Regions from separate parts of the Homo sapiens genome. Here all the other regions are linked to region 1. Evidence: chromatin loops called from intact Hi-C (ENCODE). Cell type or tissue: heart right ventricle. All regions are shown on one strand. Region 1 overlaps GALNT17 (polypeptide N-acetylgalactosaminyltransferase 17). Region 2 overlaps GALNT17 (polypeptide N-acetylgalactosaminyltransferase 17). Region 3 has its middle 430 kb from the start of MIR3914-1. Region 4 has its middle 420 kb from the start of MIR3914-1.

Region 1 (8,000 bases):
ACAGGGTTTCACTGTGTTGCCCAGGCTGGTCTTGAACTGCTGAGCTCAGGTGATCAGCCCACTTCGGCCTCCCAAAGTGTTAAGATTAGAGATGTGAGCCACCGCTCCCGACCCATTGCATTTAACCTTGAAGTACAAACCAAGGAGGAGGGAAGGGGTAGGGTGAATGGAGGGAAACTAAACTGCACCCACTACAAACTGAGCTGCCTGTCCTGGAACAGAGCTTGCTTTCATCCGTGGTCATAATGAACCATGTTGACATGGAACTTTCTAGCAAGATAAACCACAGTGCTGAACCAGATGCGTTATTTCCACTGTTCAAGCAGGTTTCCATATTAGGGATGCTGACTCCTGAATTTGGGGACTGGAGATTTGTTCTGTGTTGCCAGGTGGCCTGGGTGTCTAAGTGCCTTTTTGTACCTTGTCTCCTCCTGCATAGTGACTGTTGGGTCTCCTGCCTATGCAGAGGACGCTGGAGGTTTGATTTTGATCTTAAGGATAAAAAGTTCGGTCTGTTCAGCGGGGCGCGGTGGCTCATGCCTGTAATCCTAGCACTTTGGGAGGCTGAGGCGGGCAGATTGCCTGAGCTCAGGAGTTTGAGACCAGCCTGGGCAACACAGTGAAACTCTGTCTCTACTAAAATACAAAAAATCAGCTGGGTGTGGCATCGTGCGCCTGTAGTCCCAGCTACTCGGGAGGCTGAGGCAGGAGAATCACTTGAACCCGGGAGGCAGAGGTTGCAGTGAGCCAAGATTGCGCCATTGCACTCCAGCCTGGGTGACAGAGCAACACTCCATCTCGGAAAAAAAAAAAAAAAATTTGGTCTGTTCGTTTTAGGTGTTGCCCGTGGTTGAGAATCAGACCCTCTGCCCAGGGTTTGTGACTTTATTGCACAGAAGGCTGCATCACCCGCAACCGTCATCTTAATACTGCCACCGAATTTCATTTTGCTGTTTTTGTTTGCGAAGGACCTGGAGTGACTCGGATAGAATTACTGCTGGAATAAATGACGTATGAAATGAGAAATCTTTGTCCAGTGTTGCAAGGGGGAGGGAGAGAAGAAAAGAAAGGCTTTGATGGAACCGCTGTTGTACAGAATTAGTTTCCATAAGACCAGAAAATACAGAAGAACAAAATAAAACGTCATCAGATATTTTTCTCCAGATTTACTGAAAAGTCAGGCTTTTATCAATCTCCCAGCACCGCATTCAGGCTCCCAGTGATGGAAAGTAATGGGTCTTGCACCAAACGAAAGCAAACTTCTATTTAGTCTAGCCTGTGGCCTGGGTTCCCCCAGCTCCAGCACCGGGAAGCATGAGGAAGGGGGTGCCCTTCTCCTCAAGCTCCACTCCTTCTTCATGGGGACAAGCTCCACTCCTTCTTCCTTCCATCTGGTTCCCAGTGTCCTTGGATTTGCATCTCCTGTGCCATTTAAAAGTCTGCTCTTGGTCAGGCACAGTGGCTTACGCCTTTAATCCCAGCACTTTGGCATGCTGAGGCGGGTGGATCACCTGAGGTCAGGAGTTCGAGACCAGGCTAACCAACATGGTAGAAACCCTGTCTCTGTTAAAAACACAAAAATTAGCCGGGCGTGGTGGCAGGCACCTGTAATCCCAGCTACTTGGGAGGCTAAAGCAGGAGAATTGCTTGAACCCAGGAGGTGGAGGTTGCAGTGAGCTGAGATCGCGCCACTGCACTTCAGCCTGGGTAGACAGAGTGAGACTCTGTCTCAAAAAAATTAAATAAAAAAAAAAATAAAAATCTACTCTCTTAGGAAAAGAGCTGACAAACTCACTTACACTGAGGTGTAAGGGGCGGCTGAGGGCTTCATTGCTACCCTATCTCAGGGTATTTTAATTTTCAATGGTGTAAAACTGAGCTCCAAAGACCAAACTGAAACTTGCTGCACCAGAAAGCAAACTGCTTTGTCAAGGCCACTGGCTGTAGGTTTCAGCAATACCATTGTCCTCACAGCCTCACTGTTGGACGGGCCTAGTCTCCTGCTTAGGGCGTTTTTCTCCAGGGCTCTGCAAACTACACATCCTGGGTGCCTGCATAATTGGCTGCCTATAGGGGTGCCTTGTTATCTTTTTCTATAAGATGGGGAATACATTGCTTTGCCTTAGACTTGCTGTCATCTGTCCCACCTGGGAGGGACGGGCTGGTGTTCCCTCTGCTGCCAAACACTCCTGGATCGCAGGATGCAACCTCCAGGCTGTGTGCTGATGCAACCGAACAATAGCAACAAGAACCAGAAACATGGAATCCAGGCCAGCCCTCGGCGGGGGCACCTGCCCTTGACCTCCCTCGCAGCACTTCTGCGGGGTGTTTACAAAAACTGCACCTGCTCTAATAGCTGATGGTCGTGCTGGGAGAAAATAATAATCTAAGCCATTAGAGAGAGAGAAGAAAAGAAAGCCAGGACGGGGAAGGGAATGATCCATCCTCTGCTCTATTTTTGTCTGTGCTCCACGCTCACTGAGTGTCCTTGAGGGAGATGCCTAAGTTCTTTGTCTTGGTTTGTTACTGCCCTGGCAAAATCTCATGCATCGCCTGCCAGAACACCCAGGGAATCTCGTGGCTCCCTGACAATGCACAAACACGCTGCCACATTCTTTTTTGGGGGTCCAGAGAGTGGGAGGTAGGGTCAAAAACCACGGGAGTGGAACTGAAATACCCCCATTCATCCAATCATAGGCAGATCGCCTCCTTCTTTAAATTGCCTTTGAAAAATAGCTTTATTGTCTCCGTATGTAATGCAAGTAGGCATTCCCCCGGCAAGTTCGGGGGAGTAGCTGACATTTGTTGACTGTTTACTGTAGGTGTGAACTTTATATGCACCATTTCACTTGATCCCCATTTTCAAGATGAGAGAATTGGGGCTCAGAGGGGTGTAGTCATTTGCCTGGGACGGAACAGGAAGATGTCTGGAATAAGGGCCAGCCCTGGGTAGATGTGGTGGCTCATGCTTGTAATCCCAGCGCTTTGGGAGGCCAAGGCAGATCGCTTGAGGCCAGGAGTCTGAGACCAACTTGGCCAACATAGTAAGATCCCATCTCTGAAAAAAAAAAAAAAAAAAAAAGAAAAAACAGGGCATAATTGTGTACGCCTGTAGTCCCAGCTACTCAGGAGGCTGACATGGGAGGACTGCTTGAGCCCAGGAGCTTGAGGCTACTGCGAGTTATAATCAGGCTATGGCACTCCAGCATGGGTGACAGAGTGATACCCTTTCTCAAAAACCAAACAAACAAACAAGTAAACGGAAAATAGCCAGCCCCAGCACAGAGCTTAGCACACAGCCAGGGGCTTAATAAATAATTAGTGGCTAAATAAGAGTTTTGGAACTTTTTGGGGATGTTTTCCCATCACCCCACTGCCTCTTAATGCCTCAGTTTACTCACTTTTCAAATAGGAGTGTGGACTGGTGGACTAGATCTTTGTGTGTGATGGGGATGCGTTAGGGGGCACCCGTTTCTATCCTTGCTGAGTTTGAAATCACTTGAGAAATAAACACGGGAATCTGACCAATGGAGTGAAAAATATCCACTTTATTTATTGAGAGAAGCTGTGCTTAAGGGCGTGGCTTAGATCCATGGCCACAGTGAGTCTCCCACTAATCCACTCCACTATTTAATGTATTCAGCAAACAGAGCCAGAGCTGGGCAGCTCCCCTGTGGCACAGAGCACATTCCATAAGGCAGAGGGCAGAGCAGCCACACTCTCTCTCTGAGCAGGCAGAACTGTAGGAGAGAGCCCCAGAGGAACTGAGCCAAGAGCAGTTACTTTCTTTTGCAGTATTTCAGGCATGGAGGGGACTCTGGTTCCAGGGTGGGAGGCAGGGAAGGTGAGGGGTTGGGAAAGAGGTCTCTCCCAGAAGCCTTTCACATTTGCATCTAGCTGCATTCGGAATTTATTTATTTATTTAGAGAGACATGGTCTCACTCTGTCTCCCAGGCTGGAGTGCAGTGGTGTGACCATAACTCACTGCACCCTTCAACTTATGGGCTCAAGTGATCCTCCTGCCTCAGCCTCCCAAAGTGTTGGGGTTACAGGCATGAGCCATCACCCCACTGCACCTGGTCTGTGTTCAGTATTTATTATAAATGATGGGCTAAATATTGAAAGGTGGGGAAATGAAGGTCTCGCCAGCCCTGTGAATGACTGGGATTCTGTGTGTGTTCTGGCTTCCAAGTGGGATAATGAAATGGTGCCTCTCTCTGTGTGCGGTTAAACACCCATTCATACCACAAGGAGGTTGTAGTCAGCAGCCTGTCTGGTGGCCCCGTGGGGGTCTCCAGCATTTATACCCTTGTTAATCCTCTCCCCTGGAATGTGGGTGGGACCTATTGACTCATTCTAATAACTACAATGCAGCAGAGACCATGTGTGCCACTTCTGAAATTAGGTTATAATAAGACTGTGGCTTCTATCTTAGGGTGTGCCCTCTCTCCGTCTCTCATGTCACTCACCTGGGAGAACTCAGCTGCCACACCGTGAGGTCCCCTTGTAGATAAGCCACATGGCAAGGGCTTGAGGCCTGTCAGCAACCGTGTGAGTGAATCTGGAGGAGAATTCCCCCTTGTCCCCAGTCAAGCCTAGAGATGAGCCTGCAGCCCCAGCCGACAGTCCCATTGCAATCTAATGAGACACCTTGAGTCAGAGGCACCAAGCTATGCTATGCCCAAATTTCCCACCCATAGAAACTCTGGGATAGTAAATATTGTTTGGGCTGGGCACAGTGGCTCATGCCTATAATTCCAATGCTTTGGGAGGCTGAGGTGGGAGGATTACTTAGGGCCAGGAGTTCAAGACCAGCCTTGGCAACATGGTGAGACCCTGTCTGTACCCCCCCCCAAAAAAAAATAAATAAAAATTAGCTGGGCATGGTGGTACATGCCTGTAGTCCCAGCTACCTGGGGACTGAGGCAAAAGGATCACTTGAGCCCAGGAATTCAAGGCTGCAGTGAGCTATGATTGTGCTACTGCACCCCAGCCTAGACAACAGAGAGACACCCTGTCTTGAAAAAGAAATAAATAAATGAAATAAAAAAATACTGTGTTCATGACTCAGTTGGGGTAATTTGTTATGCAGCAAGAGAGATCTAATGTCAAAGCCCTTTCTCTTTTCTTCTGAGAGGTTCCTGCATGACAGCAGTATCTAGAAGGGCCAGTGATGCTTTAACCCCAAGGCTTCTGATTTCACGAAGCAGGGCTGGATCTCTGAAACGGCACAGCTGAGCAGAGCTTGGGATTGTTTTTCACTCCAGGCCCCAAAGTAGGGACACAGACAAGCTGGGACATGTGACGAGGCTCTGGAAAACAGGTTTAAAAATAACTTTACTAGCTCACACTCTGAAATTTAAGCCATCCATTTAGGAAATGCTGAGTGTGGCTAGAAAAATGAGTTTTACATTGTTATTCTTCAAGAATAAAGTGATAAGTGACTTCAGAGTAAGGGGAAGTGGTTGTTTGCAGAGCTTATTAAAAATAAGCTGTCATTTCTGTCCTATATTACATTTGAGTCACTGGGAGTTAAAACTCAGTTTTCTTACATTTGGGTGTTTTAAGAGACTTTGGACATATTGAAATAAAAGAATGCCTCACAGTTACACAGAAGTGACATTTCCCACGTTTTCCCTTAGAGGGTGGAACGTTAAAAGCTTGCCTAACTCTTTTGGATCCTTACCTAGTAGCTACTTCACAGCCTGGGGAGAAGACAGAAGTAGACAGAGATGCATGCCTGTCTCAGCCGAGACCGGAGAATTGTCAATTGTATTTAGATGAGATATAATCTCAGATATCAAATGTATTTTTTCGTTGTTTTTAATTTCAGTTTTTATTTTGGATTCAAGGGGTACATGTGCAGGTTTGTTACAACGGTTTATTGCATGATGCTGAGGTTTGGGCTTCAGGTGAACTCATCACCTAGGTAGCACAGTATCCAGTAGGTAGTTTTTCAACACTCACTTCCCTTCTTGTCTCCCTCTATTTGGAGTCCCCAGTGTCTGTTGTTCTCACCTGTTAAGTCCATAGGTACCCATTGTTTAGATCCCACTTATAAGTGAGAACATGCAGTATTTGGTTTTCTGTGTCTGCATTAATTCTCTTAAGATAATGGCCTCCAGCTGCATCCAGGTTGCCGCAAAGGCCATGGTTTTGTTCTTTTTTATGCCTGTCTAGTATTCCATGGCGTATACGTACCATATTTTCTTTTTTCTTTTTTTCCTTTTTTTTGAGATGGAGTCTCGCTGTCGCCCAGGCTGGAGTGCAGTGGTGCGATCTCGGCTCACTGCAGGCTCCGCCCCCCGGGTTCACGCCATTCTCCTGCCTCAGCCTCCCGAGTTGCTGGGACTACAGGCGCCCGCCACCTCGCCTGGCTAATTTTTTGTATTTTTAGTAGAGACGGAGTTTCACCGTGTTAGCCAGGATGGTCTCGATCTCCTGACCTCGTGATCCGCCTGCCTCTTCCTCCCAAAGTGCTGGGATTACAGGTGTGAGCCACTCGTACTACATTTTCTTTATCCAGTCCACTGTTGATGGGCACCTAGGTTGATTCCATGTCTTTGATATTGGGAATGGAAATGGCAGCATTTTGGGGATCAGATAGTTCTGTTGCTCTGGCTCTGAGCTTGCTGTGTTTATGATGATGTTCTCTGTAAGTTCTTTGAAAGTGGCTTGTTTTGCCATCATACTTGGAATATTCTAAAGTTAAAAATTTTCAAGGAGACGAATGCCCTTGGATTACTTGATACCTTTCTCACTCTTTCTCTCCTCCCTGGTTTGGCGGATCTGGTAAGGGCCCTGATGGTAGAGTTGTTTGGGTAAGTAAGCTCCCTGGGGATAAACATCAACTTCTGTTGTATCCTTCCCCCTTTGTGAAAAAGATTGCTGTTTGTCCACTTCACCCTCCCTAGAGATAGGCTTTTTAGCTGGACATGTGGCCACCCAGAGAAGAATGATACTTCCCAGCTTCTCTTGCATTGTGGTCGCCTGGAGGTGAGTAGATCCTTTCCTCTAAGGAGATATAAACCAAAGAACAGGGATGTGAACCAAAGTGCCACGTTCCATTTCCAATTTTGCTCTTAAAGGCAAGGAGCATGCTTTACTCTTCCCTTTCCTCTTAGTCTGTTTGTGTTGCCATAAAGGAATACCTGAGGCTGGGTGCAGTGTCTCATGCCTGTAATCCCAGCATTTTGAGAGGCTGAGGCAGGAGGATTGCTTGAAGCCAGGAGTTCCCAACCAGCTTGGACAACATAGGGAGACCTTGTCTGTACAAAAAATTTAAAAAATTAGCCAGGTATGGTGATGTGAACCTGTAGTCCCAGCAGCTTGGGAGGCTGAGGCAGGAGGATTGCTTGAGCCCAGGAGTTCTAGGCTGCAGTGAGCCATGATCACGCCCCTGCACCCCTGCCTAGGTGACAGGATGAGACCTTATCCCAAAAAAAAGAATACCCGAGGGTTGGTAATTTACAAAGCAAAGAGGCTTATTTGGCTCATGGTTCTGCAGATTGTACAAGAAGCATGGTGCCAGCATCTGCTTGTGGTGAGGACCTCAGGAAACTTCCACTCATGGCTGAAGAGGAAGGGCAGCCTGCATGTCACATGTTGAGAGGGAGCAAGAGAGAGAGAGAAGGTGGTGCCAGACCCTTTTAAACAACCAGCTTTCTTGTGAACTAGTGGAGCAAGAACTTGCTCAATTCAATGAGGAGGGCACCAAGCCATTCATGAGGGATCTGTCTCCAAAACCCAAACACCTTCCACTTGGCCCACCTCTGCCATTAGGGATCACATTTCTTTTTTTTTTTTTTTCTTTTTCTTTTTCTTTTTTTTTTTTTTTGAGACAGAGTCTCACTCTGTCGCCCAGGCTGGAGTGCAGTGGCGCCATCTCAGCTCACTGCAAACTCCGCCTCCTGGGTTCACGCATTCTCCTGCTTCAGCCTCCCGAGTAGCTGGGACTACAGGCGCCTACCACCACGCCCGGCTAATTTTTTGTATTTTTA
Region 2 (8,000 bases), 400 kb after region 1:
GGACCCTAATGAGTTTCACCGGGTAGCTATGGTGGCCAAGGACACTCAGAACCGGAATTTCATTGATGCTTGTTAGGATTGATACCCATTTAGTGGACAATCTCATCAATGTTTGCATGGAATGTAAAAATCAGCCAGCAAATGGAAACATACCCAGAGAGGCAGCTGGTGTAATTGGCCCTCACAAACACATGAGAAGTGCTCTTCTAAAAATACCAGGGCACCTCATACTGAAAGGCAGGCCAGAGACTGAATTCAGCAAGAGCTGAAAACAGCCAGGACAAAGTGTTTGGATCTTCCAGTGCAATCCGGAAATCATGGAGCTTGATATTGAGGACCCAAGGGAGAAGTGCCATTTCAGATTTAAAGAAAATAAGCAAATTTGAGATAGGCCACGTCGTTAGAATACTACCCAAGAATAGTATGTGTTGATGCTGATAAATTAGGGTACAGGTACTTCAATTCGTTTATTCATTCAGTTGTTCAATGAGCACTTACTGGGTACCAGGCCCTATTCTGGCCCTGGGAATGCAGGAAGGAACAGAACAGATACAATTCCTGCCTGTTGCAGTGGACAATGAGCAAATAAATACATAATTTGGAGAAAGGAGAGAGAGATTGGAAGGGAGAGGGGAGATTGTTTTGCATTCTGTAGCCAGGGAACATTGTGGTGTAAGGAAGTGTTTAAGTAGTAAATCTTTTATTTTTATTTTTACTTTTTTTTTTTTTCTTGAGACAATTGCCCTGTTGCCCAGGCTGGAGTGCAGTGGTATGATCATAGCTCACTGTAGCCTCAACCTCCTGGGCTCAAGCGATCCTCCCATTTCTACCTCCTGAGTAGCTGGTACTGATGGACATGCATGACCACACCCAGCTAATTTTTAATATTTTGTAGAGAGGTCTCACTATGTTGCCCAGGCTGGTCTGGAATTCCTGGGCTTCAGCTATCATCCCTTATTGGCCTCCCAAAGCACTGGGATTAGGTGTGAGCCACCATGCCCAGACTCAGTAGTAAATCTGAATGAAGTAAGGGAACAAGTCTTGTGGGCTTCTGGAGGAAGAATATTCCATGTGGGAAGGATGGGAAATTCAACAGCCCTTCAACAAGAACAAGCTTGGTCCAGTTGAGGAAGAGCAAGGAGGCCACTGTGGCCGGAGTGGCATCAGCAAAGGTGAGAGTGAGAGGAGATAAGGGAAGGAAGGAGGAGGATGAACCATTTGCCGTCATGTAGATCTTGGTGTGTACTCTGAGTAGAATGGGAGCCATGGGAGGGTTTTGAGCTGAGGTGCAATATTGGGATGGTTAATTTCATAGGTAAATTTCACTGGTCGCAGGGTGCCCGGATTAAATATTAATTCTGCACGTGTCTGTGCTGGTGTTTTCAGAAGAGATTAGCATTTGAATGGGTTAACTCGCCCAGCTGAGTTATTCTTTTTTTGTGTGTGTAGAGACAGGGGTCTTGCTCTGTTGCCCAGGCTGGTCTCAAACTCCTGGCCTCAAGCAATTCTCTGGCCTTGTTCACCCAAAATGCTGGGATGACAGGTGTGAGCCACTGCATCCAGCCCTTTAAAGAAGGCTTTAAAGGACCTGAAGATGTTTAGTCTAAAAAAAAAAAGAAAAAGAAAAAAGACTGGGGCTGAGAGAGCCCTTTCTTCAGATACCTGAAAAGATGCTCTTACAAGGACCATTAAGGCTCAAGATAAGGAACAGCCTTGTGTCCGGCCAAGCTTTTCCACTGTGGAGCAGGCTGCTTTTCCACTGTGAGCTTTTGTCCCTGGAAGCAAGGCCCTGGGGGACCACCTGCCGGGTGCCGGGAGCACTGGGATCTGCCTGCCCTATTTCAGGTTGTCCATGCATGCATTCATTCCTGTGATATGGATGGGATTCCCATTGCCCGGTGTTGGGGTTCGAATATTACACAAGATCCAGCCCTAGCCCTCAAAGAAAGGAGAAGGCAGTAGGTGCTCTGATGGGGTGAGAGTGTCCATGAGGGGCCCTGTTCTGACTTGGGTGAGTAGAGTGATATCTACGACCAAGCTCAAAAGCACAAGCACTTTCAGCCGAGCTGAATACATCTAATGCATCTGTGGGTCTGTGTGTGTTGGGGACAAGGATGAGGAGAGAATCTGGGACCACGCTAGACATGGATGGAAAATACAACCAGAATGTAGCAAGTGAGAAGGGCTGGTGGAAACTCCTTCTCTCAGGGCCCAGACCAGGGGGAGGATTGTGAGCCCGGGGAACCTGTCTTTATTTCAACTTCTGACATTTTGCTCACCGTGGATTTTCTGCATGATTTTTGATTTATTAAACATTGCATCAAAATACTATTTATCTTGGCCAGGCATGGTGGTTCATGCCTGTAATCCCAGCAATTTGGGAGGCTGAGGTGGGTGAATCACTTGAGGCCAGGAGGTCGAGATCAGCATGGCCAACATAGCAAAACCCTGTCTCTACTAAAAATACAAAAACTAGCTGGGCATGGTGGCACACGCCTGTAATCCCAGCTACTTGGGAAGCTGAGGCATGAGAATCGCTTGAACCCGGGAGTGGGAGGTTGCAGTGAGCCGACATCGCACCACTGCACTCCAGCCTGGGCGACAGAGTGAGACTCTGTCTCAAAAAAAAAAAAAAAAAAAAAAGAAGGTTGATTATTGATTATTTAGTTCTAGGGGGTGCTTAAATGTGGTTCACAGAGAATGGCACTGGGAAGGTGTCAGTGAAGAAAACATAGTCCCTGCCATTCTCACTCGCCATGTCCCAGGCACAGCCCGGCTGTGGGTTGGGAAGGTTTCCCAATATGGAACACTCTAGTGCAATGTGGGGAGTTTGCATCATAAAATCATAGGATGGGGCTTCAAATCATGGCCTGCCTAACCTGACCCCCTGCAAAGGGGCAGACTGAGGCTACGCAGTTTGTCCTGGGGGCCGGGATAGCTCTCCTGTCGGCTGATGGCTTGGGGAGGATTCTCCCGAAGTCCTTATTCAGAAGCAAACTTCTTTTACCAGGCAGGGAGTGTTAAAGGGAAATGTGGCCGAGGAAATGAATGCGGCTGTCAGTATTTACCGGCTCATTATTTATTTATTTATGTAGGGGATTTCTGTTCTCTCTGCTAATCTTCATATAACATGCCTCATTGCCCTCTGAGGGCCCCGAGAGGATCCTCGCAGCATTTGTAGGGTGGAATTTGTTCTTGAAGCTCTGTTTCTGGTTGCTCATTCCTTGCTTCCTTGCAAATACCAGAGAGGAAATGAGTCATCTCAGAGACAAGCCTCTCACTCATTCCTACCAGCTGCTGGCAAATCCAAGGCGTAATTGGCATTTGCAGGTAGGGTCCAAAGGAAAAAGCACATTTTTTTGCTTTCAGTTTGAAGTCATGTGCTCAGCGACATCAAGCATTGAGAAGGGAGCCAGCCCCGGGCAAGGCAGAGACAAAGGGGGTTGGGGAGCTTGGGTGGAGGGCCCAAGGGCCCAGCCCATGCCCACACACATGGTGTGACTGGCCTCCTGTCTATTAAACTCTCTCTACTACAATACTGTGGTCTTTCTTTATGCAGTGGGCAGGAAGAACCCCTCGGGCAGTGACATCTCTCAAATATTGTACATTGTATTCGACAGGTAATCTTGCAACCCTCAGCCCCCTCCTTCCCTCCCCCTTTTTGGAGTCTCCAGTGTCTATTACTTCCATCTTTCTGTCCATGTGCAATTGGTAGAATTTAGACCTCCTAAGGGCCGTGTGGAGCCACTGAAGATGGGGAGTGCCATGGTCAGATTTGCACTTTTGGGGGGTCCGTTTGTTGACAAAAAGAGTCAAACTCTGTAAAATATTTGAAGAGATTTATTCTGAGCCGAATGTGAGTGACCATCGCCTGGGACACAGCCCTCAGGAAGTCCTGGGAACTTGTGCCCAAGGTGGTTGGGGCGCAGCTTGGTTTTATGCATTTTAGGGAGACATGAGACATCAATCAAATACATTTAAGAAATATAAGCCAGGCACGGTGGCTCACGCCTGTAATCCCAGAACTTCGGGAGGCTGAGGCGGGCAGATCACCTGAGGTCAGGACCTCGAGACCAGCCTGACCAACATGGTAAAACTCCGTCTCTATTAAAAATACAGAAATTAGCCATGTGTGGTGGCCAGTACCTGTAGTCCCAGCTGCACAGGAGGCTGAGCCAGGAGAATTGCTTGAACCTGGGAGGCGGAGGTTGCAGTGAGCCGAGATGGTACTACTGCACTCCAGCCTGGGCGACGGAGCGAGACTCCATCTCAAAAAAAAAAAAAAAGAAAAAAGAAAAAGAAAAAAAGAAATACATTGGTTTGGTCCAGAAAGGCTGGACAACTCGAAGCAGGGGGTTTCCAGCTTATAGGTCGATTAAAAATTTTGCTGATTGACAATTGGCTGAGTTTATCTGAAGACCTGGGATCCATAAAAAGGAATGCCAGCCGGGCATGGTGACTCACGCTTGTAATCCCAGCACTTTGGGAGGCTGAGGCGGGTGGATCATGAGGTCAGGAGTTCAAGACCAGCCTGGCCAACACAGTGAAACCCCGTCTCTACTAAAAGTACATAAATTAGCTGGGCATGGTGGCAGGCGCCTGTAATCCCAGCTACTCAGGAGGCTGAGGCAGGAGAATTGCTTGAACCCGGGAGGCAGAGGTTGCAGTGAGCCGAGATCTCGCTACTGCACTCCAGCCTGGGTGACAGAGTGAGACTCCGTCTCAAAAAAAAAAAAAAAAAGAGGAATGCCCAGGTTCAGATAAACGATTATGGAGACCGAAGTTCTTATTTGCAGAGGAAGCTTTTAGGTACTAGGCTTTAGAGAAAAGAGGTTGTAAAATGTTTCTTACTAGACTTAAAGTCTGTATTGATGTTAATGCTGGAGAGATATCATGAGGCCTGTCTGACCCCCACTTCCCATCATGGCCTGAAACAGTCTCTCGGGTTAAATTTTAAAATAGCCGTGGCTAAGGAGGAAGTACATTCGGATGGTTGAGGGGCCTTAGAATTTCATTTTTGTTTACACATTATATTTGTATGTATTTATGGGGTACATGGGAAATTTTGTTACCTGCATAGAATGTGTAATTGTTACCAGAAAGGGGTCCTGATCCAGACCCCAAGAGAAGGTTCTTGGATCTCATGAAAGAAAGAATTCAGGGCGAGTCCATAGAGTAAAGTGAAAGCAAGTTTATTAAAGGAATAAAGAATGGTTACTCCATAGGCAGGGCTGCTGGTTGCCCATTTTTATGGTTATTTCTTGATGATATGCTAAACAAGAGGTGGATTATTCATGCCTCCCCTTTTTAGACCATATAGGGTAACTTCCTGACGTTGCCATGGCATTTGTAAACTGTCATGGCGCTGGTGGGAGTGTAGCAGTGAGGACGACCAGAGGTCACTCTCGTCACCATCTTGGTTTTGGTGTGTTTTGGCCAGCTTCTTTACTGCAGCCTGTTTTATCAGCAAGGTCTTCATGACCTGTATCTTGTGCCAACCTCCTGTCTCATCCTGTGACTAAGAATGCCTCAACCTCCTGGGAAGGCAGCCCAGTGGGTCTCAGCCTTATTTTACCCAGCCCCTATTCAAGATGGAGTCACTCTGGTTCAAACGCCTCTGACATAATGATCAAGTCAGGCCATTTGGGGTATATCCATCATCTGAGTATTTATCTTTTCTATGTATTGGGTACATTTCAAGTTCTTTCTTCTAGCTATTTTGAAATGTGCAATACATTGTTGTTCACTATACTCTGTGCTTTAAAATCTTGCTGCAGAAGAGATGTGGCTCATAGCTAGAAGCAGGGAGTGGGGGACACAGGGAGACTATTAGAACACTGCAGTTCTCTGGGGAAGATGGTGGACTTGGGAAGAGGCAGTGGGGACAGGTGGGATAGGCTCCCAAGGAAGGAGGATGGACAGATCCAACACATAGGGGAAGGGCCACATCTCCCCTGTAACAGGAGGGTAGGTGGGAATCTGGTTCAGGTGGAGGCAAACTGGTTTGGCAACAGAGGACTGAGTGACTTCCCACTGGGTGGTTTCCGTTTGCTCCAGTAAATAGCAGGCGACGTCATCAGCTGAAAGTGAGAAGTGGTTGGAGATCTGAGAACAGGGAAGACTGAAATAGCTGCAGTGAAGACCCAAGAAGGAGTTTTCCGGGTAGACTTAGCAGGCTTCTCTGGCTGTATCAAGTGACCAGTTTAGGTTTGAGGACATACATTGATAGTGACAACTCTGTGTGCCTGTACATTTTTCTCCAGTCTTATTCAGTCGTTGGGATATTGGTCCAGAAAATGCAGGTGGTTGGTTCAATCCCAGGTTGTGGTTTTGCCATGTGAGTGCAGTGATAGGTCAGTGGTACAAGAGGTAAAACAGTAAGAGGGTGTGGAAGTGATGGAGAACAGACTGTAAGCTGGGGACGAAAAGAAGAGAAATGCATAGCAAAAATAGAGGAGTAGTGTCTGCAGATGGCCAGGATTCAAATCCCAGCTCAACCTGGGATGGAGTCGGATGACTTAGAGCTATTTTTTCTTTAACTCTCTGTGCCTCAGTTTCTTCATCTGTAAAATGGGCAGCACAGTAGCACATAACTCATCATGTTATTACGTGATCGAATTAACAAGGAGTTAATAAATGTAAAGTGCTGAAAACACAGTTACATGCTAGCTCTCATTACTTTGTTGTTGTTATTATTTATTTTTATTTATTTATTTATTTTTGAGACAGAGTCTTGCTCTGTTGCCAGGCTGGAGTGCAGTGACGCGATCTCGGCTCACTGCAACCTCCATCTCCCAGGTTCAAGTGATTCCCCTGCCTCAGCCTCCCAAGTAGCTGGGACTACAGGCACAGCCACCATGTCCGGCTAATTTTTTGTATTTTAGTAGAGACAGGATTTCACCATGTTGGCCAGAATTTTTCTGGTCTTGATCTCCTGACCTCGTGATCCACCTGCCTCGGCCTCCCAAAGTGCTGGGATTACAGGCGTGAGCCACCGCACCTGGCCATTTTTTTTTTTTTTTAGCCATCAAGTAGCCTGAGGGCTTCCCTCCAAATAGGTTTAGTGGGAGTAAGTGAATGAGAGAACCAGAAGAACAGAAGCCTGAGGTCAGAGTGAGATGTCCCAAATGGGGCCAGGATGGAACCATGGGAACAGGGGCTTGCCAGGGAGGGTGAGGGTCAGTCGAGATAGGGAGTTTGGGACATAGCTCAGCACTGACTTGGTAGATGAGTCACAGGCTGGGATCTCCTGTACGCTGTCGCTGTGCTCAGCCAGCATGTCAGACCATCTGCTCCATCTGGTGAAGTGAGCAGTGCTAATATTGCTGGAAAGGGGTCCCGATCCAGAGGCCAAGAGACGGTTCCTGGATCTTGCGCAAGAAAGAATTCAGGGCAAGCCATAGAGTTAAGTGAAAGCAAGTTTATTAAGAAAGTAAAGGGTTAAAAGGATGGCTACTCCATAGGCAGAGCAGTCCCAAAGGCTGCTGGTTGCCCATGTTTATGGTTATTTCTTGATGATATGCTAAACAAGAGGTGAGTTATTCATGAGTTTTCCAGGAAAGGAGTGGGCAATGCCCAGAACCGAGGGTTCCTCCCCTTTTTACACCATAGAGGGTAACTTCCTGACATTGCTGTGGCATTTGTAAACTGTTATGGCATTGGTGGGAGTGTCTTTTAGCATGCTAATGCATTATAATTAGCATATAGTGAGCCTTGAGGAAGACCAGAGGTCACTCTCATCACCATCTTGGTTTTGGTGGATCTTGGCCAGCTTCTTTACCGCAACTGTTTTATCTGCAAGGTCTTTATGACCTGTATCTTGTGCCAACCTCCTATCTCATCCTGTCACTAAGAACACCTAGCCTCCTGGGAATGCAGCCCAGTAGGTCTCAGCTTTATCTTACCCATCCCCTATTCAAGATGGAGTTGCTCTGGTTCAAATCCCTCTGACACTAATATCAAGTCTTAGAGTGGTAGATGAAGAAAAGAGGCTGTCCCTC
Region 3 (8,000 bases), 500 kb after region 1:
ACTCTGTCAAATCTACAGCCTGAGTAGAAGCAGGCCAGAGGAGAGAAGATTCTCCCAGGCTGTGGTTAGGCAGCATGAGGACACATGGGCCACGTACGAGATGAAAAAAGGATTGGGAGGCTGAGGTAGGTGGATCACAAGGTCAGGAGTTTGAGATCAGCCTGGGCAACATGGTGAAACCCCGTCTCTACTAAAAAAAATATAAAAAATTAGCCGGACATGGTGGCAGGTGCCTGTAATCCCAGCTACTTGGGAGGCTGAGGCAGGAGAATTGCTTGAACCCAGGAGGCGGAGGTTGCAGTGAGCCAAGATCGCACCATCGCACTCCAGCCCAGGCAACAGTGCGAGACTCCATCTCAAAAAAAAAAAAAGAAAAAGAAAAAGAAAAAGAAAAAGGAAAGAACTTCTCAGTAGACAAGTCCCTGACAATTTCAGTGTCAGGAGAGGTGACATGGAGACGAAGAACCTAGGTAGGGCCAGACTCCCTAGGGCCAATATATATTGAGTAGTTTGAGGCTAGGCCTATACTATGCATTCTAAGATTGGAGCCACCATCAGTAGATATAGCTCTCAATCTCCTTAGAAAGTAAGTGGAAACATGCGATATAATTTTCCCCAAGAGAGGCCAGGCACAGTGGCTCATGCCTGTAATCCCAGCACTTTGGGAGGCCTAGGTGGGCAGATCACTTGAGGTCAGGAGTTTGAGACCAGCCTGGCCAACATGGTGAAACCTTACCTCTACTAAAAATACAAAAAAATTAGCTGGGTGTGGTGATGTGCACCTATTATCTCAGCTACTTGGGAGACTGAGGCAGGAGAATCACTTGAACCTGGGAGGTGAAGGTTGCAGTGAGCCGAGATCTCACCACTGCACTCCAGCCTGGATGACACAGCAAGACTCCATCTCAAAAAAATATATAATAATAATAATAACTTTCCCCAAAAGAATGTGAGTAGATATCACAGGTAGCTCTTTGGGGCTGCGCTTTTGTGGGGTGACTTTGCCTTGACCACGCTCCCTTTCTCCTTCTGGGCTGGATGCAGAAAACAACAGGGCCTTAGGGGATGGTAGAGCCATAAGGGGGAAGGAATCTAAGTCCCTAAATATCTGAATGAAAGAGACCCTCCTCATTGACCTGAATACCAAACCAGGATTGTTTTGTTGAGCCATTTCATGTCTGGGGTTATTTGTTACTGCACTTTAGCCTGCTCTAGCTATAACACAACATCTTTTACATATTGTGTTAGTTATCTATTTCTGCATAATAAATTCTCCCAAAATCCAGTGACTTAAAACAACAGCATTTATCACCTCATAGTCTCTGGGGGTCATCTCCTGAAGGCAGCTTTGGGGAGTCCTTTGCTTCAGGGGCTCTCCCAGGCTGCAATTAAGATGTCGGGTACAGCTGGAGACATTTGAAAGCTCAACTGAGGGAAGATTCCTTTCCAAGATTCACGATTGTTGGGATGATTCAGTTGGCCTGAGACCCTCTGTTCTTTACTGGCTGTTGGCCAGAGGCCAGAGGCCTGAGTTCCTCACCATGTGGGCCTCTTTGTAGGGCAGCTCATGACAGTACAGTTTCATCAAAGCACGTGAGCAAGGAGCACCTTTGAGAAGAGCTGGCCCGACGGAAATCAATTTTGTGTAGCCAAATCTCAGAAGTGAAATCCCATACTTTTGCCATAATCTTTTTGCTAGAAGTGAGTCTCTCAGTTTGGCCCATCGCAAAGGGAGGGGATTATAGAGGGGTGTGAACAACAAGAGGCAGCCGTCGCTGGGAGCCATTTCAAAAGCTGTCTACAGGCAGGGCAGGACGACTCACGCCTGTAATCCCAGCACTCTGGGAGGCCAAGGTGGGCAGATTGCTTGAACTTAGGAGTTTGAGACCAGCCTGGACAACATAGTGAGACCTCGTCTCTACAAAAAATACAAAAAATTAGCCAGGTGTGGTGGCGTATGCCTGTGGTCCCAGCTACTCGGGAGGCTGAGGTTGGAGGACCGCTTGAGTCCAGGGAATCCAGGCTGCAGCGAACCATGATAGCACCACTGCAGTCCAGCCTGTGCGACAGAGCAAGACCATCTCAAAAAACAAACTAAAACAAATCAAAAACCCCACACTGTCTTCCACACATAGTAGTCTCACAAGACCCCTGTTTAGATACAAGATTTAATCTAATTTGGAGAGGCCCATTTAAACAAGGAAACAGACCCAGAGAGGTTCAGTACCTTATCCCAGGTGACTCGGGTCATTGGTGGTAGAAGGAGAATGTTCTGTGAGATGCTAGCACCTGTGGATTTGCACACCACCACCTACAATGCAGGCTGCATTGTGCCCTGTGGTGAGTCTGCCTGGAGGAGGAGTCACAAAAGGGCCTGCAGTATTTGACTATGGAAGCAATTATTAAAGAGGCTGCCCACCCACTGCAATCCCTGCGGATTCCCGGATTTCATGAGCTGCAGGGCTGGCCTCCAGCCTCAAAGAGCTGCAGGCCTAGGAGAAAATCATGAGTGTGTGTGTGTGTGTGTGTGTGTGTAACAGAGAGAGGGAGAGGGAAAAGGAGAAAGAGGCAGAAAGGGACAGGAGAGATGAAAAGAGATAAAGAGATACAGAGAAACAAGTACAGAGTGACAGGGAGAAATAAATAAGGAATTAGAAAAATAGAGACAAGAGAGAAATATTTACAGAGAAAGCCAAAGAGAGTGGAAGGAAGGGAGGAAGGAAGGAAAGATAAAAGAGGGAAAGAAGGATAAAAAGAAAGAAAAGGGAGAAGGAGAAAGAAAAGGAAGGAGAGAGGAAAGTAGGAAGGAAAGAGGGAAGAAAAATGAAGGAGGGAAGGAGGGAGGGAGGGAGCAAGGGAAGGAGGGAGGGAAGGAGCAAGGGAAGGAGGGAGGGAGGGAGCAAGGGAAGGAGGGAGGGAGGGAGGGAGAGGGAGACACAGGGAGTGCCAGTCTTGCAAGGGAGGGGTGCGGGCTGGCTCTCCCAGCACCTGCAGGCGCAGCGCCCCCGCTGGAAATCTGAACTGCATTCTGGTCGTGGCTTCCCCCTAATGTCCTACCTAACCTGTTGAAGGGAATGCAAATTTTAAGGTATACAGCGACAGCAAGCTGTGAAGCGGCCTAGGCTGCCCAAGGCTAGGTCTGGCCGGGTGTTTGGAGCACCCGCAGGCCCCCCGAGGAGGGAGGCGCCCTGAGCAGGTGTCTGCTCCTTGGACGTCCCGCGCGGGAGCTCAGCTGGGAAGCCGGGCTCTGAAGACCGATGCTCTAGCGCCCCCTGCTGGCGCCTGGCCTTGATTCCGCTGCTTCCTTTCCCCTGAAATGAAGGAAAGCAGGAGGGTTGTGAGGCTTCATTGATTTCTCCCCGGCGGAGCAGCGATGCGGATGGGGATGAGGGGTGGTCAGAGGAGACCAGAGCTAGCGAACACGTTCCCTTCTATGACCTGGCCTGTGCTGCGACGCATGGTACCAGCCCTGGGTTGGCCTTGTACCTCCAGGCATTTGGGGGCCTTCCAGAGGCAGGAGGACGGCTTGAAACCAGGAGTTCCAGATCAGCCTGGGCAACATAGCAAGACCCCATCTCTAAAAAAAAAAAAAAAAAAAAAAAAGAATTATCTGGACATGTTGGCCCACCTGTGGTCCCAGCTACCTAGGAGGCTGAAGTGAAAAAATGCATCACTGTAAAAAAAAATCTAGAGTTTAAGACTGTGAAATGTTATTAGTCCTTTCTCACACTGCTATAAAGATATTACCCAAGAGGTGGGAGGATCACTTGAGCCCAGGAGTTCGAGGTTGCTGTGAGCTATGATGGCACCACTGCACTCCAGCCTGTGAGACAAAGTGAGAACTTGTATCTTTTCAAAAAAAAGAAAGAAAGAAAATAAATAAATAATGTATACTTTATTAGAACTATATGTACTTTTGATTAATGCATTAAATAGACCATAAGTGATGGGTCTACTCGCTATAATTTCAAAGTTGTATGAGCATCAATGTTATTACAAGATTTCTGCAGCACCTATAATTTGACAAAAAATCTGTGATTTCTGTTGGTGACAAAAGGTCAGGTTCTGTTTTGTCTACAGTGGTTTGTTGTTTACATTCATAATTAAAGGAAATGTTATCTTTCATTTAGAGGTAAACGAAACAAAGGGAATAATTTTCCCATCCAAGCTCATAGATTCCCTGAATCCTACACATGAAGCCCTGATGAGTCCCATGAACTTGTTAAGCTGCAGAGGGCTGGGCACCATGGCTCATGCCTATAATCCCAGAGCTTTGGGAGACCAAGGTGAGAGGATCACATGAGGCCAGGAGTTCGAGACCAGCCTGGGCAACATAGCGAGACCTCATCTCTATTTTTATTTTTATTTTTATTTTTATTTTTATTTTTAGAGACGGAATCTCACTCTGTCTCCCAGGCTGGAGTGCAGTAGTGCGACCTCGGCTCACTGCAGCCTCCGCCTCCCGGGTGCAAGTGATTCTCCTACCTCAGCCTCCTGAGTAGCTGGGATTACAGGTGTGCGCCACCATGCCTGGCTAACTTTTGAATTTTTAGTAGAGATGGGGTTTCACCACATTGGTCAGGCTGGTCTCAAACTCCTGACCTTGTGATCCACCCGCCTCGGCCTCCCAAAGTGCTGGGATTATAGGTGTGAGCCACCGTGCCTGGCCTTTATTTTTAAAAAATAAATAAAATTTTAAAAATAAAAGAAGCCGCCGAGGTAGCGTTCTTGCTCACATCTTACCTTGCTAGGGCACAGCAAGATGTCAGACACCATCCTCAGAGGTGAAACCCCCAAAAGTATTAAAGGCAGGTAGCAATTCAAAGTATGGATCCCCTGGTCACTAAGAATAGTAACAGTAATCCATTTTTAAAGAATAGCAACCAAAATGCCTTACATGCTGGATACCATGCAAGGGACTTTATCTCATTCCATCTGTCCACCCCAGACCTCTTAACTATCCCAGGTAACCTGACGATATCCCAGGCTCATTTCCTGGGTTATCACAGCCACCTTTCATACCTGGGTCCCTGGAGGGGGCTCAGGTCAGAAGAGGGTATGAGAGCCTGTTTGTCACCTAGGATGTGCTCCAGAGTGATTCAGCCACGCCCTGGCGAAATCTCTGCAGGGGGTTTTCTAGACTCTGTCCTGATAACAGAACCCTCCCATTTTGTCTTTGCTTTCAGCTTTCTTGATTCTAAGCTTCAAATTTTGCCATATACTGGGTCAAAGGTACGTACCTGTAATCCCAACACTTTGGGAGGCTGAGGTGGGAGGATCACTTGAGGCCAGGCATTCAAGACCAGCTTGGGCAACATAGCAAGATTCCATCTCTACAAAAATAAAAAAATTAGCCGGGCATAGTGGTGTACACTTGCAGTCCCAGCTACTCTGGAGGCTGAGGTGGGAGGATGGCTTGAGCCCAGGAGTTCGAGGCTGCAGTGAGCTAGGATTGCACCAACGCACTGTAACCTGGGCAACAGAGTGAGACTCTGTCTCAGTAAGTAAATAAATAAAATAAAATAAACGCCCACCTCTGTGGTCATATCCTTCAGATACAACAGATCAAGTCTTTGGGTTGCAGAGCAAGGATCAACTCTTGTGGCTATCACGAGAGCGCTGAGGTCATGAGCCATCCAGGAGCTGGTTAACTCTGCCCATCAGGACACTCAAGCAAAGGCCAATCCTGGTGGCCCACATCCCAAAGGCAAGCATGAGCAGGGAAACCCTAATCTGCATACAATCGCTTTTACGACAGGGCTGTGTGCTTCAGCAAAACTCTAAGTTTAAATATGGCATTCAGGGCCCCATGAACACCATAGAGAGAAATCCAGAGACAAGCCACTGAGTAGAGGAGATTTGTGCATTAAAATCTTCTTGCCACCAAGGTCCTGCCTGGGTCTCTGACGGTTTCCCATCGCCTAGGTTTCTGAAGCAAGCACTGCAGCAGTGCCATCTAGTGGGCAAAAGGCAAAGTGTCACAACTGAGAGGATCCTCCAAGAGGAAACAGAAGTTGTGGAATTCAGGGGCAAGGACACGGTTGACCTAGACTCAGCTTGACTGGACTTTAGATGGGCTTCTTGACTCTCACCCCGACCTCCCTTCTCTTCTACCATTAACTTGAAGAAACACTGCCAGGCATGGGGGGTGCGTACCTGTAGTCCCAGCTATTCAGGAGGCTGAGGCGATGAGGCAGGAGGATCGCTTGAGCCCAGCAACCACAGATGACCCAATCACAGAAAAAAACATTTGCAAACTCTGGAACAACTCAATGTACTTGGCACATCCCACCAAGCAACCTTACCCCAACATCCTCCAGGACTTTTGCACTAGGGCACCCCAGTGCTTATGCTTAGAAGCCCTCCAGCCCATGGTGTCAGCAGAGTCGGGGTTAGCTTCCCCTATCATCTTGAATAACATCTTCCTTACTGGCGTAACTCTGACTCATGCAAATTCTCTTCAACATAGCTTTTCTGAGCACCCACCCTAGAGTGAGGTCCACTCCCACACCCTCAGGATGCTTCAGAAGCAACAGAGCTCCCCTTCTCCTATTCATAAGATAGACATTCTGCCTATAGCCCCTGCTCTCCCAGGCTACCCCCGCCTCCCCCCGCCTCCCCCCACTCAGGCCCATGGTACAGAAGTCAGAAGTTTACAAAGTCAGGAACACAGCTGCCCTGGGAGAAGGTTTCATTGCCTAGGTTCTCACTGATTTTTTTTCCCCTTTTCTTTTTGAAGCTTTCTTCTGGCCAAGCGTGTTGGTTCATGCCTGTAATCCCAGCACTTTGGGAGGCTGAGGCGGGTGGATCACCTGGGGTCAGGAGTTTGAGATCAGCCTGACCAACACAGTGAAACCCCATCTCTACTAAAAATACAAAAATTGGCTGGGTGTGGTGGTGGGCACCTGTAATCCCAGCTAGCTAGGAGGCTGAGGCAGGAGAATTGCTTGAACCCAAAAGGCAGAGGTTGCAGTGAGCCAGAGATGGCGCCATTGCACTCTAGCGTGGATGACAGGAGTGAAACTCAATCTCAAAAAAACAAAAACAAAACAAAAAAACCTATCTTCTCTGTTATTCATGGGATTCCCGGTAAAAGGAGAGTAGTCAAGTGTTGAGGCCATTCCCGCATCAATGACTGTAAAGGTTTCTCAGTACACACAGAGGTTACTATTCTGAAATGCAGGCAGTAGTGTGTCCGGAATTGGTGGGTTCTTGGTCTCACTGACTTCAAGAATGAAGCCGCGGACCCTCGCGGTGAGTGTTACAGCTCTTAAGGTGGCGCGTCTGGAGTTTGTTCCTTCTGATGTTCAGATGTGTTCGGAGTTTCTTCCTTGGTCTCGCTGGCTCAGGAGTGAAGCTGCAGATCTTCGCGGTGAGTGTAACAGCTCATAAAAGCAGCGTGGACCCAAAGAGTGAACAGTAGCAAAATTTATTGCAAAGAGCAAAAGAACAAACACTCCCCACTATGGAAGACGACCCGAGGTGGTTGCCAATACTGGCTCGGGCAGCCAGCTTTTATTCTCTTATCTGGCCCCACCCACATCCTGCTGATTGGTAGAGCCGAGTGGCCTGTTTTGACAGGGCGCTGATTGGCGCGTTTACAATCCCTGAGCTAGATACAGAGTGCCGATTGGTGTATTTACAATCCCTGAGCTAGACATAAAGGTTCTCCAAGGCCCCACCAGAGCAGCTAGATACAGAGTGTTGATTGGTGCACTCACAAACCTTGAGCTAAACACAGGGTGCTGATTGGTGTGTTTACAATCCCTGAGCTAGACATAAAGGTTCTCCACGTCCCCACCAGACTCAGGAGCCCAGCTGGCTTCACCTAGTGGATCCCACACCAGGGCTGCAGGTAGAGCTGCCTGCCAGTCCCGGTGTCGTGCGCCCACACTCCTCAGCCCTTGGGCGGTAGATGGGACTGGGCGCCCTGGAGCAGGGGGCGGCGCTCGTCTGGGAGGCTCGGGCTGCACAGGAACCAACGGAGGCAGGGGAAGGCT
Region 4 (8,000 bases), 490 kb after region 1:
TTTTTTACTATAGTGTTTCTCAAATATGTGTAAACATAAAATGGCTTCTACTCATAGGTCTGTTGCAGCTATAATATAAGAATAAATTTACAAGTCGATATGAACAAACCAACAAAGTAGATAAAATTTCAGTTAACAGTATTCATTTAACCTGGTGGCACTGTCACTCACCGAAATGGAATCGTTGCTGCTTCAGATGTGAATGTGGAACCAACTGAACCAGCAGAGGTTCTTCTGTGCCTCATGATAACCTGATTCTCCCTCTAGTTTCCTGTACTCTGGAGTATTTTGGAAATGTTTACTCACCATTCATTTACCCCATATTTATTGAGCACCTACCGTCTCTCTAGGGTGTAGTAAATTAGTAAGCAAAGAGGATAGAAATCCTGCTCTCTGGGAATTTATATTCTAGCAGCTTTCCTGAGCAACAAACACATTTCTATTAAAATCTCCACCCTCGGCCAGGTGCAGTGGCTCATGCTTGTAATCCTAGCACTTTGGGAGGCCAAGGTGAGTGGATCACCTGAGGTCAGGAGTTCAAGACCAGCCTGGGCAACATGGTGAAACCCCATTTCTACTAAAAATACAAAAGTTAGCTGGGCGTGATGGTGAGGACCTGTAATCTCAGCTACTTGGAAGGCTGAGGCGGAGGTTGCAATGAACCGAGACTGTGCCACTGCACTCCAGCCTGGCCTGGGCAACAAGAAGGAAACTCCGTCTTGACAAAACAACAATAACAAAAAAAAAACCACCACTCTCTTCTTGCTTTTACACCACTCTCTTCTTCTTTTTATGACAATTCCCGTAGAACAACTTAGCCCCAGGGCTGTTGGCACACAAACACATGAACTAAAGCCACGTTCAGTACTCATCTGGGCCATCCAGGTAATGCAGAAGATGCTCATATTAATTTTTTTTTTAGAGACAGGGTCTCACTCTGTCTTCCAGGCTGGAGGGCAGTGGCATGATCTAAGCTCACTGCAACCTCTGCCTCCTGGGTTCAAGCGATTCTCCTGCCTCAGCCTCCTGAGTAGCTGGGGCTACAGGTGTGTGCCACCACACCTGGCTAATTTTTGTATTTTTAATAGAGATGGGGTTTCACCATGTTGGCCAGGCTGGTCTTAAACTCCTGACTGCAAGTGAATGGCCCATCTCGGCCTCCCAAAGTGCTGGGATTACAGGGGTGAGCTACTGCACCTGACCTAATTTTCCGATAATCACCAAAATAAAGACAAAAAAACTTTGAAAATCTTACAGACATCTTGTACATGCGAAAGTCAGAGGCTGCCTAGATGCCTGCAAATCCCTAGTTGGAGAAGCACAGGTTGAGTCACTTTCCATTACACACACGTCCTTTTATCTTGTTGAGAAGTTTGATAAGGAGGTGCTACCAACAAACCAACTGCAGCTCTTATCTCTAAGAGAAAAAATTACCCACAGAGTGGGTGTTTCTAACTCTTGCTTTTCTTCCTATCTTACCTTGTGGGGAAAAGAACTGTCTTAGTCCATTTGAGTTGCTGTTATGGAAAACCTGAGGCTGGGTGCTTTTATAAAGAAGTGAGGTTTATTTGGCTTATGGTTCTGCTGGCTGCATAAGAAGCATGGTGCCAGCATCTGGTCTGGTTAAGGCTGTGGGCTGCTTCCACTCATGGGGGAAGGTGAAGGGGAGCTGATGTGTGCAGAGATCACCTTGTGAGAGAGAGAGAAGGCAAGAGACAGAGGAGGAGGTTCTAGGCTCTTTTAAACCACCAGCTCTCACAGGAATAAATACAGCAAGAACTCACTCATTACCCAAGCTAGGACCAAAACACCTCCCAACCAGGCTCCACCTCCAACTCTGGGGATCACATTTCAACATGAGATTTGGAGGAGGCAAATATCCAGACTGTATCAAGAATAAAATCTCACAGTTTGTTGGGTAGGACATTGGAAAGCATGGTCAGAGTGAGGTATAGGGATACTTGGTGGACTTCATCTATATCGATTGTACTAATCTTTTTCCTGAATACATAGTTCATTGGTAGCTAATATTATATCTGCTCCTCCAGTCCTGAGAGTGTGGGCTCTCCTTCACTGTGCCACTTGGAAAGGCAGAAAAAGGTAAAGCTTTTGGTGGGACAGTTGCAATAGGCCCTGGGCAACAGCATGAGCTTTGGGTATTGAGATTTCTACAGAGGCCTGCGGCACAGCCACTGGTTAGTTATGAAGCGGAGCACTTGTAATCCCACCATGAAGATAAAAAAAGGAAGATATAGGCTGCTCAGTTTTTCAGTTATTCCCCAGGCATTTTGCCCTTGAAAATACACAAAGAATGAAATCTCCAGTCCTAGCCCAAGGCACCAAACCAAACTTCTGGTGCCAGAGGCTACACCTCTTGATTTCTCTGCTTCGATACAAGATGCAACCTCTTTGATTCAGAATTTGTGATACTTGAGTTTAACATATGCCTAAACATTTGCTCATATAAATAAGGCTCAGAAAATGAAAAATTTTTTTAAAAAGCTATTTACCTGTGTGTCTTCTCAGTGCTTCAGAGGCCTCCCTTGGGATGGATCCTATCTGTCTGCTATTTGTACCCACTTCATTGAAGAGTGTTCTCCGCCTGGGGCTCATGTGGGAACTAGAGGAAAGTTCCAGTTCAGGTGTACCCTGAGACTGCGCTGATATTACCACTGTTTTATAATTCAAATTCCCTTTGCCCCCAAAAGCTCAGACCCAACCTACTATAAATGTGCCCAAATTAATGGGGTTCTAAGTACTTATCAAAGCCATTACCATAATTATTTTATTTTATTTTATTTTTCAGAGATGGGGTCTTGCTCTGTTGCCCAGGCTAGAATGCAATGGCACAATCATAGCTCACTGCAGCCTTGAACTGCTGGGATCAAGCAATCCTCCTGCCTTAGTCTTTGGAGCAGCTGGGACTACAGACACACACCACCATGCCTGAATAATTTTTAAATTTTTCGTAGAGACAGGGTCTTACCGTGCTGTCCAGATTGGTCTTGAACTCCTGGCTTCAAGCCATCCTCCTGCCTCAGCCTCCCAAAGTGTTGGGATTACAGGCATGAGCCGCCACGCCCAACCTCACAATTCATTTAGAGGGTAGAATCTGGCACTGGCCCCTGGAAAGAAGCTGTTTTTCTTTCTGGAGAGTTTGCGTGAGGTTCTAATCGGTAACCAGCCGAAGGCACAGTGACAAAGCAAAGGAAACCTGCAAGAGGTTGGGAAGAAAGAAAACCAGAGACTCCTGATTCCCATCCGCCCTGCCAGCCTCCAGAGACTGAGGCAGGAGGATCGCCTGAGCCCAGGAGGTCAAGGCTGCAGTGAGCTATGATCACACCACTGTACTCCAGCCTGGGCCCCAGAGCAACACCCTGTGGATTAGTCTGTTCTCACACTGTTATGAAGAACCTGTATGCAACCATCCATGACGACCCTCCGTGCTCTTCCGAGCTCCCCCAGTGCATGTGACAATATCCCAGAGGTGTCATCCAAACTCGTGCCTTACTCTTGACTGCTGTGAGATAAGTATGAGTGATAACAGCTTCCTGGAAGAAAGCCCCTCGATCTTTACGGAGGACATAGCCACTGCTTTCCATTGGTGTCTTGGGAAGAACTTGCTGTTGTGTTATTGTTTTGCTTTGTTTTAAGATATCTGCTTTTTAAAAGAATTTCCCAGAGGGGTGAAGAAGTTGAGCACCAGAGACCAGATGGGGAAGGTGACTATTTCTCTCAAATACAGGGAAGGCTTTTGGTTTTGTTTGGGATTGTTTTGTTTGTTTTGTTTTTATTGCTTTCCCTGGATTTATCTTGTGGGTATGCTGATTTATCAGGCTGCTGTTAACTGCATTGCCTGGGGATATTTTCTGATAGGGTAGATTCAAGCATGGTGCCCAGTGAGGAGGGCAGAAAAGGATAATTGTCACTGTTAACCATAAGTACCACCATGATTTGAGCACTTCCTATGTGCCAGGCACTATGCAAAGGGTTTTTTGTTTTTGTTTTTTTTAAACAGAGTTTTGCTCTGTCACCCAGGCTGGAGTGCAGTGGTGTGATCTCGGCTCACTGCAACCTCTGCCTCCCAGGTTCAAGCGATTCTCCTGCCTCAGCCTCCTGAGTACCTGGGACTAACAGGCGCGTGCCACCACACCTGGCTAATTTTTTTTTTTTTTTTTTTTTGTATTTTTAGTAGAGAGGGGGTTTCACCATGTTGGCTTGGATGGTCTCCATCCCTTGACCTTGTGATCCACCTGCCTCAGCCTCCCAAACTTCTGGGATTACAGGCATGAGCCACCACACCCGGCCTGCATAGTTTTTTATAAGCACCTTCTCTTTTCATCCTCCCAGCAAGCTTATGGGCAGGTGCTATCATTTTCTCTTTATAGATGGGAACACTGAAACTCAGGGAGATTAATAACCTGTCTCAATATCACATAGTCTGTACCTGGCAGGTTTGGGTTTCAGACCTCAGTCTATCTCACTCAGATCTCTTGTTCTGGGCTGGGCATGGTGGCTCATGCCTGTCATCCCAGCACTTTGGGAGGCCAAGGCAAAAAGGTCAGTTGAGGCCAGGAGTTCAAGACCAGCCTGGGCAACATAGCAAGACCCTGTCTTTACCTTAAAGAAAAATCTCTTGTTCGGTACCACTAGGCTATACTGCCTGCCATGTGACTTTGCTTTGCTGTCCCTGTTCTAACATGAAAACCTTAGATGAGAGAGGAGGAGGGGAGTGAGGATCTGCAGGAATATGTCTAGATACATTGCTGTGGACCCTTAAATGCTAAAGGAGCAGAGATTCATTGGTGTGTGTGTGTGTGTGTGTGTGTGTGTGTGCGCGCGCGCGCGCGTGCGCGCACATGCACTCAGGCCCTGGGAGGAGCTTCATTCCAAAGGAAAAAACAACTGCTTTACAACAGCCAAGTGCTGTCTCAACCTCCAACCTCCTGTCACACTTCTGCGTCTGTCTTTCACCTTAAAGTGCCAACAAATGTGCACTTTAAGGATTCTCAAAGAGTGACGAGTTCTCCCTGAAATAGCTCAGAGAGTCCTCCGTAGGCTGAGAAAATAGTCTGACTCACGTGAGATTAAAAAGTTTTTTGGTAAATTGCAAAATAATTAAGAAGTTCATTCAAGAAAAAATGATAGTTCAGGTAAGTAATAATGGAAATAAAATAGCATCAATAATCCTACCACCCGGAGAGATTTAAACTACGGTTTTACGTCATTCTGAACCTCCTTTCCCGCTAAGACTTGCGTGTAGATGCATACAACCTCATATACATACATGATACGCAACAGGGTCAGGACACAATTACCTTTAATGGAATAACTTTGAGTTCCTGCATTTTCGTCATCAAAACCAGCTGTACTAGGCCGGGCGCGGTGGCTCACGCCTGTAATCCCAGTACTTTGGGAGGCTGAGGTGGGCGGATCACGAGTTCAGGAGATGGAGACTATCCTGGCTAACACGGTGAAACCCATCTCTACTAAAAATACAAAAAATTAGCCAGGCGTGGTGGCGGGGGCCTGTAGTCCCAGCAACTCGGGAGGCTGAGGCAGGAGAATGGTGTGAACCCAGGAGGCGGAGCTTGCAGTGGGCAGAGATCGTGCCACTGCACTCCAGCCTGGGCGACAGAGCAAGACTCCGTCTCAAAAAATAATAATAATAATAAATAAATAAACCAGCTGTACTAATGCAAACTAGAGGAGCTAGGGCTGAGCGAGCATCTGATATAAAATGAGATAGGCTTTATTTAAGTTGCATCAATGAGTCAGCAGTTTCCATAAGAAGCCTATGGGGTCTTAGGGTAGAAAATCCAGGATAAAGTCCTGGTGTGTGGCTCATGCGTGTAGTTCTAGCACCTTTAGAGGCCAGGGTGGGAGGACCACTTGAGGCCAGGAGTTTGAGACCAGGAGTTTGAGGCAACATAGCAAGACCCTTTCTCTACAAAAAATTTAAAAATTACCCAGGCATGGTGGCGAATGCCATATAGTCCCAGGTACTGCAGAGACTGAGGCAGGAGGATTGCTTGAGCCCAGGAGTTCAAGGCTACAATGAGCTATGATCACACTACTACACTCCAGCCTGGGCAACAGAGCAAGACCCTGTGTGTTAGTCCATTCTCACACTGCTGTAAAGAACTACTCGAGACTGGGTAGTTTATGAAGAAAAGATATTGACTCACAGATGCACCTACAGGAAGCTTGGTTGGGAGGCCTCAGGAAACTTACAATCACGGTGGAAGGTGAAGGAAAAGCAGGCACGTCTTTCCATGACTGGAGCAGGAAAGAGAGAGAGACAGTGAAGGGGGAAGTGCCACACACTTTTAAACAACCAGATCTCGTCAGAACTCACTCAGTATCATGAGAACAGCAAGGGGGAAATCCGCCCCCATGATCCAATCACCTCCCACCTGCTTCTTCCCCCAACATTGAGAATTACAATTCAACATGGGATTTGGGTGGGGACACAGAGCCAAACCATACCACTCTGCCTCAAAAATAAGAAGAAGAAAAGAAAACCCAGGAGGCACCTTGAAGTCCACTCAAAGGAGAACAGCTGGGGTGTTAATGAGCCTGGAAGTCACATCTTAACAATGAAGAAATCAAGAACCAAGTGCGTTGGGCTGGGGGGAATCTGACTTGGGCAGATCATCATCAGTGCCTTGAACAATCAGTGGGCCATGGTGGGGGTGTGTGTGCAGACGAGAACATCATTGGGAGATATGAATTTGTTCTTTATGACCTAGAGAATGGGAGTGGGACCAAATGGATGGAAGCCAGGCGATGGTTTTGACTCAATGAAAGAACCTGTTTTCTAACAGAGCCATGCTCCCAAAGCTGGGATGGAGGTTTCAGGAGGGAGGGAGCCCTGTGTGCCTGGAGAGGTTCAAGCCTTGACTGCTACTGCTAGTCCCATGCCTATGTGACCCCACTGTTCTTAGGTGACCCTTCTGACAGCTCCCTGTCCCAGCATCCAAGTGCTGATAAGAATGTGAGCTGTGTGCTCAGGTGACAGAAATGAGTGTCCAAGAGCCTTCTTTTCAAGGAGATGTGCACAGCAGCTGGGAGATGAAAGCTGTATTTGTTACATGTCACTTGTAGAGAGGAGAACCAGACTTGACAGTTCAAAGTTTATTTAACTGGATGACTCTCAAAGGGGAAAAGAAAACACACTATTTATTTTAAAAAAATACTTAATATTTAATCATGGGCAAATTCAAATGTGCCTTCCCAAGTCTTTTGTTTCAAGAAAATGCAACAGGCGTATTTTAGGTCTAGCAGACGGAGAAGAAATGATCATAGACTCTTGGCTGTTTCAAAATTTCTTCTTGAGAAGAAGCAAATCTCATATATAGAAGATTTCCAAATAAATTATGTAGTTACTTTATGTAAAGGAGGGGAAACACAGCTCTTCACTCCTTAAGTGTGGGCTGTACATAGTGGCTTTCTTCCTAAGAATGCCCTATGAAAAGGTAGAAAAAAAGGTTTACCGCGGAGAAAGCTGACAAACGCTGTGTTAGCCGGGTGATCAAAGTCAGCATCAGCTGTCAAAAATCTTGTCCATAACATGTCCCATTGATGCGATGTGATGAAAATTGTACTTCCCCTCTGCAATCTTCCTCCCCAAAATCCATAACTACAGTTCAATCATGAGAGAAACATCAGACAAATTACAATACAGGGGCACCCTACAAAATATCCGACCAGTACTCCTTAAAACATCAAGGTCATTAAAAACAAGAAAAGCTTGAGAAAAATGTCACCTCTTAGCCAAGAGGCACCTATGGAGACGTGACAAATAAATGTCATGTAGTATCCTGAATGGGATTTGGAACTGAAAAAAAGGATATGAGGATTCACGAAAATCTGAACAAGCAATAGGCTTCAGTTAATAACGATGTATCATTCAGCTTGGCAAACATGGTGAAACCCTGTCTCTACTAAACATGCAAAAATTAGCTGGGCGTGGTGGCATGTGCCTGTAATCCCAGCTA

The links. Hi-C counts contacts between places; a loop is a spot of excess contacts. Peaks named below come from ENCODE experiments on the same cell type or tissue, not always from the same donor. Only the 100,000 strongest peaks of a DNase experiment are listed, where the experiment ranks them.
Region 2: it touches region 1 in a loop (2.4-fold over the local background); 3 of 110 quality-filtered maps call a loop at or near these places.
Region 3: a loop joins it to region 1, with 5 times the contacts of the local background. A loop is called at or near these places in 18 of 110 quality-filtered maps.
Region 4: a loop joins it to region 1, with 2.8 times the contacts of the local background. A loop is called at or near these places in 18 of 110 quality-filtered maps.

The regions. Positions count from the first base shown.
Region 1 is chr7:71,234,451-71,242,450 of GRCh38, forward strand. All of the region lies in intron 1 of GALNT17 (polypeptide N-acetylgalactosaminyltransferase 17), which reads left to right. Among named protein-coding and RNA genes, the nearest start is that of MIR3914-2, 69 kb to the right of the region's middle. RefSeq lists an enhancer at 4,627-5,127. In heart right ventricle, a CTCF peak has its summit at 3,682; DNase peaks (open chromatin) are centred at 2,224 and 3,685; H3K27ac peaks cover 5,938 bases.
Region 2 is chr7:71,630,483-71,638,482 of GRCh38, forward strand. The region is part of intron 6 of GALNT17 (polypeptide N-acetylgalactosaminyltransferase 17); the gene reads left to right. Among named protein-coding and RNA genes, the nearest start is that of MIR3914-1, 330 kb to the left of the region's middle. In heart right ventricle, no CTCF peak of the experiment used is centred here; no DNase peak of the experiment used is centred here; H3K27ac peaks cover 1,821 bases.
Region 3 is chr7:71,730,188-71,738,187 of GRCh38, forward strand. No RefSeq gene overlaps it. Among named protein-coding and RNA genes, the nearest start is that of MIR3914-1, 430 kb to the left of the region's middle. RefSeq lists an enhancer at 3,076-3,265. In heart right ventricle, CTCF peaks have their summits at 3,272 (motif pointing left), 3,485 and 5,963 (motif pointing left); DNase peaks (open chromatin) are centred at 3,254 and 5,964; H3K4me3 peaks cover 435 bases; H3K27me3 peaks cover 318 bases.
Region 4 is chr7:71,720,585-71,728,584 of GRCh38, forward strand. No RefSeq gene overlaps it. Among named protein-coding and RNA genes, the nearest start is that of MIR3914-1, 420 kb to the left of the region's middle. In heart right ventricle, no CTCF peak of the experiment used is centred here; no DNase peak of the experiment used is centred here; H3K27me3 peaks cover 592 bases.